2 separate regions of the Homo sapiens genome follow, and region 2 is linked to region 1. Evidence: read pairs that join two places in POLR2A ChIA-PET (ENCODE). Cell type or tissue: OCI-LY7. All regions are shown on one strand. Each heading gives the region's core, and the rest is flanking DNA. Links, peaks and the distances in the headings are about the cores only.

Region 1 (4,392 bases), core at 112-4,111:
TCTCTTGGGAGGCCTCAGCCTCCCAAATACCTGGGACTACAGGCGCCCGCCACCATGCCTGGAGAGATGGGGTAGAGATGGGGTTTCACCGTGTTAACCAGGATGGTCTCGACCTCCTGACCTCATGATCTGCCTACCTCTGCCTCCCAAAGTGTTGGGATTCCAGGCGTGAGCCACCGCGCCCAGCTGGTTTTATTATTTTTTTATTGTTTTATTTGAATAAGTATTACTGTGGCCCAAGTACATCCAAGAATGTAATAGCTTAATGCTTTCACTACTATTGTGAGTGAAAACTTTTCCCTGTGTTTTTGAGCTGAGATGCTGGCTTGCATTCTAAAATTCATTGATTTCCTCTAGTAACCACACCCACCCCCTTAAGATTTTCCAGGTGGGCAAATACGTTATCTGCAGTGTAATATTTTATTTCTTCATCTTCTATGTATTATGCTTTTTTGTTTCTTTTTTTCTGATAGCTATTGCTAGCATTTCTCATCATATATAAAATGGGAATGATGACAGAAAGCTTCAGACTTGGAATCAGAAGACATGGGTTTGAGACCTGGCTCTGCCATAGACCAGCTGAGTAACCTTAGGCAAAGCAAGCTACTTAATCTCTCTGAGCCTTGTTTCTCTAGTTTCTCCATTTGGAAAATGACAGGGCTGAACTTCAGTGTATCTCAATGAAGTCAGAGTTGGATCATTATTTAAAATAGTCTCTCTTCATTGTGGGGTTTTGTTTTGTCTGTAGTTTTAATAAAGAATAGATGCTACGGGCTACTTCATGGTATGTTGACATGTATTGGGAAAATTAAACTTGAACTGTAGATCTATATTTTCCATGTTATGAAGCCAGTGATTGACTTCTCTCCTGTTGTCTGCACCTTTCATTTTAGAGATAATATGACTGTGAATTTGGTTAGCTAAGATTTCATGTCAGGTTTTTGCCTATATATTCACAAGTGAGATTTTGGCCATAGGGTTTTTTTTTCTTTTTATCTCATTTTTGTCTTTTAAAATATTTTTGTACGAATTATTGATTTATTCTTTTCTTTTTTTTTTTGAGATGGAGTCCTGCTCTGTCACCCAGGCTGGAGTGCAGTGGTGCGATCTCAGCTCACTGAAACCTCCGTCCGGGTTCAAATGATTCGCCTGTGTCAGCCTCCTGAGTAGCTGAGATTACAGGCGCCTGCCACCATGCCTGGCTAATTTTTTTGTATTTTTAGTAGAGACAGGGCTTTACCATGTTGGCCAGACTGGATGATTTTTTTTTCTTTTCTTTTTTTTTTTTTTTTGAGATGGAGTCCCGCTCTGTCGCCCAGGCTGGAGTGCAGTGGCGCAATCTCGGCTCACTGCAAGCTCCACCTTCCGGGTTCACGCCATTCTCCTGCCTCAGCCTCCCAAGTAGCTGGGACTACAGGCGCCCGCCACCATGCCCGGCTAATTTTTTGTATTTTTAGTAGAGACGGGGTTTCACCGTGTTAGCCAGGATGGTCTCGATTTCCTGACCTCGTGATCCACCCACCTCAGCCTCCCAAAGTGCTGAGATTACAGGCATGAGCCACCGCGACCCGCCTTTTTTTTTTTTTTTTTTTTTGAGATGGAGTTTTGCTCTTGTCACCCAGGCTGGAGTGCAATGGCTGGATCTTGGCTCACTGCAACCTCTGCCTCCTAGGTTCAAGCGATTCTTCTGCCTCAGCCTCCTGAGTAGCTGGGATTACACGCCCAGCTAATTTTTGTATTTTTAGTAGCGACAGGGTTTTGCCATGTTGGCCAGGCTGGCCTCAAACTCCTGACCTCAAGTGATGCGCCCGTGTCCGCCTCCTAAAGTGCTGGGATTACAGGCGTGAGCCACCGCGCCCAGCCTATTGATTTATTCTTTAAAAGTTGAAGAATTATTTAGGGATTCCATCAAGGCCGTGCACCTTTTTCAATGTTTGACCTTGTTTTTTCTGTGGCTCTGTCAGACATATGTGCCTTTGAAGAAGGCAGCTAGGTGCAGCCAGGAGGCTCCTTGTCTGGGACTGCCCAGAGTTCTACTAACTCCCCCTAGAGCCTTGGGCAGGTCACCTTCCCTCTCTGAGTTTTCTCATCTGTAAAATGGGAATGCAATCATGCCACCTGCCTCCCAGATAAGGTATGAAGTGGTGGTGGTATGCTTTGTAAATGAGGAACCCCCTGCCCTCTCTCACAGAGGGGCCTAGTGGCTGGCAGACTGGGCATCTTGGATTTTTGCAGATGCTTGTCCATTTCCACTCAGACTTGTAAAAATAGCTGAGATTTACAAGCTTGTTGCCACAGCTTTTAGAATATTTATTTCACAGATTCCTTAAAAAAAAAAAAATAGGCTGGGTGCAGTGGCTCACACCTGCAATCTCAGTACTTTGGAAGGCCGAGGTGGCGGATCACCTGAGGTCAGGAGTTTGAGACCAGCCTGGCCAACATGGCAAAATCCTGTATCTACTAAAACTACAAAAATTAGCCAGGTGTGGTGGCCGGCACCTGTAATCTCAGCTACTCGGGAGGCTGAGACAGGAGAATCGCTGAACCCAGGAGGCAGAGGTTGCAGTGGGCTGAGATCACACCACTACACTCCAGCCTCGATGACAGAGTGAGACTCTGTCTCAAAAAAAAGTTAAATAGATACATAAATAGTAAAAGCGTAGCTTTGCATTATGTCATGTGAAGATTTAAAATCTTTTTTCACCTAATTTTTTAAAATTTACACCACTAATAACAAGTGAGGGAATGCTAACTTCTTATAATCCAAGGGTGCCTTTTCTCTTTACCATGGAAGAATCTTTAAAATTTATTTTCCCAAAGATCCTTGTAGATTCATTTATAGAGCATCCCCTCCACTCATCTTTAAACATTAGCTTAATGTTTTTCAATGAGTGGGGCTAAGGGAAATAATTCAGACCACTTGAGGTTAATTTTATTCATCAACAAAAAGTTTATAAACAAGAATGTTCAGTTATATGAACAAGGATATACAGTATTCCTTTGTCTCCCCTTCTTAGAATGGGAGCTTCATGACCACAGGAATTTTATTTTGTGTGTGTGTTTACTGCTGCATCTCCAGCTCCTAGATCACAGCCTGGCAATTAGTAGGTGCTCAATAAGTACTTGTTGAATGAATGAATTCCTGAAGATTGGATAGCTATCATTCTTAACTTACATAATGTACATATTTTTCTTTATTAATGGGACTAATAGCTTATTAACTTTTTATCAAATATATGAGCACTATTTCTGCTTATGGAAACTGCGACTTTTCTTTCTCAATTTTACTCATTCCTGCTCTGGCTAAGGTATTGAAACGCCTTTCCTTTTTTCTCTGCTGGTCTTCTCTGTTGCTTCCATCTATGCCCTTTGGATGGCTTCCATTCATATCCTTTTTCTCCCCTTTGTCATTCTTTCTCTTTCTCATCACTCATATATTCCCCATTCTTTAATTCATTTATTTAAAAATATTATTTGAATAAGCACCTAATGGATGCCAGCCTGCTAGGCATTGAGGAGATGGGGATGACAAGACCTACACATCCCCTGGGCTCATGGAATTTATAGTCTTCAGGGAAGACAGGCCTGAGCAGATATTTCACAAATATTTATGAATTATGGTAAATACTACGAAAGCAAAGCTTGAGGGAGCATGGAGCTTTAGGAAAGGCTTCCCTGAAGCCATTTTAGCTGAGATCTAAAGGAGAAATAGGAATTTGCAAATTTGGGGCCTCAGGGAATAGCATGGGGGAAAGTAGGAGGTATGGGAAGGGAAGTAGGGTTTACCTGGGGAGCCCAGAGCAACTGGAGTAACTGGAGCACAGCAAGTGCAGTGATGGGAGAAGAGGCCTCTCAGAGGGCACAGTCATCATCATCCACATTTCAGTGGTGACTCTAGGATCTGCCTGGCAAGATCCCTGCCTACACTGTGGCAAATGGCACTGATAACTTGGTTGTCCAGAGTCTGTTACAAATTTCTGGATTTGGAAATCATTTAAGAAAAAATCTTAAATTTTATGTCATTGGTAGTTGTGTCTTTGGGCAAGTCATTTAAGCTGTCAGAGCCTCCATTTTTCTGAAATGGGAGTAATTGTGTCTACTCTGTGGGGTCCTCTGTGACCTCTGCCAGGTCCCCCTGTGATTGTTGTTGGAAGTCCATCTTTCTCATTAGACTGAGGGCCTGAGGGAGGGTGAGTCTAGCCTGGTATACTGCTGGCTCCTGTTGTGGGGCCTGGCATGGAGTGAGGACATCTGGGAGGGCTTCATAGACGAGGGAGCCCCAGGGCTGGGCTCAGAAGACAGGCTAGATTTGAGGGTCGGGGAAGGGCTGTAGAGGTGTGGACATATCGACGTCTGGAAAGAGGCCAGTGAAGACCAAAGTGCAGAGGTGGT
Region 2 (4,392 bases), core at 241-4,240, 57 kb after region 1:
CAACAAAAATCTCCCCCACTAGATTATGGGCTCTTGAGGGCAAGGACTGTGGAAAGGGGAGATTTTCACAATCTCAGTACCTAGGACACGGCCACACACCCCTGGCCTCGCTGAGTCTTCAGGATGTCCCTGCCCAAGGATGAGGCTAGGCTGAGTCAGAGTTCACCTCGAAAGGGTGGGAGGGGAGAGAAGGCCCCCAGCAGGCAGAGTTCCTTGGATGGGCTAGGTGCAGAGCCCAAAGAAACAGCTAACTTAGGAAAACCAAACCCTAGAGTCCAGAAGGTAGGACTTAGAAGGCTGCCTGAGCTGTGTCACCCCTCCCGCTCCAACGTGTCTCCTTCCTTGGTTAGAAGACTGGCTCTACCACCCATTGGGCTGTGTGACCCTAGGATGTCACCTAACCTCTCTGTGCCCCAGTGCCTTGTCTGAAAAATGGGGATAATCATATCTCCTAGGGTTGGGAGGATAAAGTGAGACAATGGTAAGAAGTGTTCAGCCTCACAGGGCACAGAGCCTGGCACACCCTGGGTGCTCGGGAGACAGAGCGGTCACTGTGTCCCGTATGCGGCTCCCTAGTCGCTTCTTTGTGTCTTCATCCCTCACTGTGTCCAGGTGGCCCCTCCTTCCCTTCTCAGATGGCCAGAGCAGGAAGAGGCTGCAGGGACCATCTGGTCCAACCCCTTGGATTGCCAGGACAGGAAACACAGGCCCAAGGGAAGGGACTGACTGGCCCACGGCCACACAGCTTGACACAGGAGAACAAACTAGAAATTTTACTCCAGCAGAGAGGTCACACAGGAAACTGGAGCCTGATAAACTCTCAAGTGATACAGCTTAACCCTGAGGAAGGACACTGGTAACGGCAGAGACCCAGGACCAGAGGGGCTGGAGGCGGATGTGGTTTGGGTTTGAATTTCACAGGCATCTTGTCACCTAATTCTCACAACAATCCACAAGGTTAGTAGTGTCTTTATTGCGTCCATCTCACAGAGGGGGAAATTGAGGCTCAGTGAGGTTAGGCAGCTTGCCTAAGTTCACACAGCTAGTAAGAGGCAGAGGGGAGGCTCTCAGTGGCTCCGAAAATCCATGTTCAAAATCTCTTGGCCTCCCTACCTCCCATGCAAATCAATGCAGCAAAAATTTCTGAGTACCCAATGAGTGTCAGGCTTTGTGCTGGCCGCTCCAGGGGTGGGCCTATACATGGTCCTTGAAAAATTTGCAGTTAGTCGAGGAGGAAGAAACTTGAATAGGTAAAATACAAAGAAGAACAGGATAAACATGGAGGGCCTGCTAGGATCCAGAACAGCTGACAACACCTGGCTGTGCTCACAGCACCCTCCCTCCACCTTGGTTTCCAAATCTGTAAAGTAAGGTCTTATTTTTATTTTTTATTTTTTTGAGACAGAATCTCGCTCTGTAACCCAGTCTGGGGTGTAGTGGTGCGATCTTGGCTCACTACAACCTCTGCCTCCCAGGTTCAAGTGATACTCCTGCCTCAGCCTCCTGAGTAGCTGGGATTATAGGCGCCCGACACCACGCCTGGCTAATTTTTGTATTTTTAGTAGAGATGGGGTTTCACCATGTTGGTCAGGCTGGTCTTGAACTCCTGACCTCAAGTGATCTGCCTACCTTGGCCTCCCAAAGTGCTGTGATTACAGGCATCAGCCATGGCACCGGACCTCAAATCTATTAAGTAAGGCCTAACAGCACCTGCTCCATAGGCTTGCTCTGGGAATGAAATGACTTAATTCATGACCTGACATGACGTACAGGGTGAGCTCAATCAATCTTAGTTGTCATTATCATCATAGTAACTATATGTAAAGTTGGGACTCAGAACGGGGGGAGCTTCAAGGAAGGAGTTTGTTTCTGATGGAAGGACAAAGGAAGATGGATGGCCAGGGTTCCTTCAAGTCTCCAGGATGGGCCAGGGCATTGCAGGTGGGGAGAACAGGTTGGGTAGGGGCCCACCCTCACGTGTGCAGGAAGTCGGGGTGGTTGGGGATGGCTGCAGCCAGGCATGTGACAGGTGGGTGGAGTCACAAGCTGGAAAGGCCAGCTGGGGCTAGCTAGGGTAGGGGTGGGCACTGGAGGAGGCCTTGAATGTCAGCCTGGGAGAGTTGGATTCCACAGGGCCCCATCGGAGCGGGGGTGGGCCGGGCAGGATGAGGTGAGTGGGGAGGACACACCTCAGAGGGTGGGGCTGTGGAGTCTGCGCAGCCCTGAGCACACAGTTATGCAAATATGCCAGCTTTGAGGCTCTGGGGCTCTTTATTGGTATGAAGAAGCCAGGACTGGGGCAACAGAGGAGTTGGGGGGCACAGAGAGGCAGGGCTCAAATGTTCCCAAGGCCAGATCTCTCCTGCTGTGAGGCCATCCCTCCCTCTGGTCCAGGGGACAAAGCAGCTGTGGAAAGCCATCTCAGCTCTGGCTTCAGGGACTCTTCATCAGAAAAGCCTGTGTTCAAATCCTGACAGCATGACTTTCGCTCAGGGCTCACCTCCGCAAGCTTTCACAGTGTTGTGATGAAGGCTAAAGTGAGATGGCACCTATGACACGGCCCAGCATGGCGCTGCACACAATAGGTGCTCAAGCCTCTCCTCTTCTCCATGTCTGGGTACTGCTCTCTCTTTCCCTCTCTGACCCAAGGATGCCAGAAACCTGACCGTGACAAACTTGAACTTGCCTCTCCCTTTCCTCCCCCAACCCCAATCCTTCATCTATACCTAGAACCGGATGCTCCTGGTCCTCCCAACAGACTGGAATTATTTTATATCTTTGAGCCCCAACCCTCCCTGTGCACTTCTGAGCCACACAATCTCTGGCAACATCTGGCCAGTCCCTGCTTCTAGGGTCTCCCACCAGCTCCCCTGGCACACTGCCCCACAGTGCTTGGTCCATAATGCAGACCTGGCCGGGCTGCACTTGCCTGCTCACATTTGTTTCTGGCTTCCTAGCATGTTAAGTAAGGATCAAGCTCAATGGGTGCGTGCATGTGTGTGTGTGAGCTTGTGTGCGCATGCATGTGTATGTGTGTATGTGTGTGTGTGCATGTATGTGCACATTCAAGCATTCAAAGCCCTTCCTGAGCTGGTCAAGCCTTGCTTTTCCATTCTTACCTCCTCCTGCCACACCCTCCCCTCTAGCCACAACGAACCACCTGAACACATGTGTGCTCACCTCCATGCCTGTCCCTGGTCACACTCAGATAACCTGAGTTCAAGTTTCAGCTTCAGGGACACTTAGTGGTTTTCTGACCTTAAGCACAGTTTCTTTCTTTTTTTTTTTTTTCCCTAATTAAAAAAAATTTTTTTAGAGACAAGGGCTCACTCTATCACCTAGGCTGAAGTGCAGTGGTGCAATCATAGCTCACTATAGCCTCAAACTCCTGGGGCTCAAGTAATCCTCCTGCCTCAGCCTCCCAAGTACCTCACACTACAGGCATGCATCATGCCTGGATAATTTTTAAAAATTTATTGTAGAGATGGGGTCTCTCTGTGTTGCCCAGGATGGTCTCGAACTCCTAGCTTCTGGCCTCAAATGATCCTCCCACCTTGGCCTCCCAAGAGCTGGGATTAGAAGCATAAGCCACTGTGCTTAGCCTCTTTTTAAAAAAAATTTTATTGAGGTAAAATATACATATATACCTTATCATCTTTACCATTTTTAGGTGTACAATTCAGAGGTAGTAAATACATTTATATTCTTTTCCCCCCTTTCTTCTTCCCCCTTCTTCTCCCTTCTCCCTTTCCAGGCCCTTAGGCACAGTTTCTGTTTTTCCTTTTTGGTTTTTTGAGACAGGGTCTCACTCTGTTGCCCAGGCTGGCTGTAGTGCAGTGGCACCATCACAGCTCACTGCAGTTTCAACCTCCTGGGCTCAAGTGATCCTCCCACCTCAGCCTCCCAAATAGCTGGGACTACAGGTGCATGAAACCATGCCCAGCTAATTTTTTTGCATTTTTTATAGAGATAGGGTTTTGCCATGTTGCCCACACTGGTCTCGAACTTCTGGGCTCAAGCAATCCTCTTGCCTTGACCTCTCAAAGTACTGGAGTTACAGGTGTGAGCTACTGTGCCCAGCTAGGCACAGTTTCTGAGCCTCAGTTTCTCCATTTATAAAATGGGGCAATGAGATCCATCTCATAGGGTTACTGTTAGAATTAAATGAGAGGTAGGCTGGGGGAGAGAGAGAGAAGGAGAGCATGACTGCCTGTCAAAGCCTTGAACCCAGTCCGTGGAACAATCTGCACCAGGCTGTGCATGTTTTTGTTCCCTCTGTCCATAACATCTTTCTTTCTGCTCCCTGGCCTGAAGTACTCAGCGTATCTTTTAGGATTCAGCTCAACAGAGCAAGCCTCAGTTACAGCAACCTACCAGTTTATGGGCCTATCT

The links. ChIA-PET counts read pairs that join two places held together with the same protein. Peaks named below come from ENCODE experiments on the same cell type or tissue, not always from the same donor. Only the 100,000 strongest peaks of a DNase experiment are listed, where the experiment ranks them.
Region 2: POLR2A ChIA-PET joins it to region 1 with 7 read pairs; 25 of 35 experiments call an interaction of 5 or more read pairs at or near these places.

Annotation. Positions count from the first base shown.
Region 1 is chr1:33,113,080-33,117,471 of GRCh38, forward strand. The region is part of intron 10 of AZIN2 (antizyme inhibitor 2); the gene reads left to right. Among named protein-coding and RNA genes, the nearest start is that of AZIN2, 34 kb to the left of the region's middle. In OCI-LY7, for the core only: no CTCF peak of the experiment used is centred there; no DNase peak of the experiment used is centred there.
Region 2 is chr1:33,170,402-33,174,793 of GRCh38, forward strand. All of the region lies in intron 1 of TRIM62 (tripartite motif containing 62), which reads right to left. It also overlaps a transcript of ZNF362 not described here. Among named protein-coding and RNA genes, the nearest start is that of TRIM62, 9.4 kb to the right of the region's middle. RefSeq lists an enhancer at 2,338-2,507. In OCI-LY7, for the core only: no CTCF peak of the experiment used is centred there; a DNase peak (open chromatin) is centred at 2,010.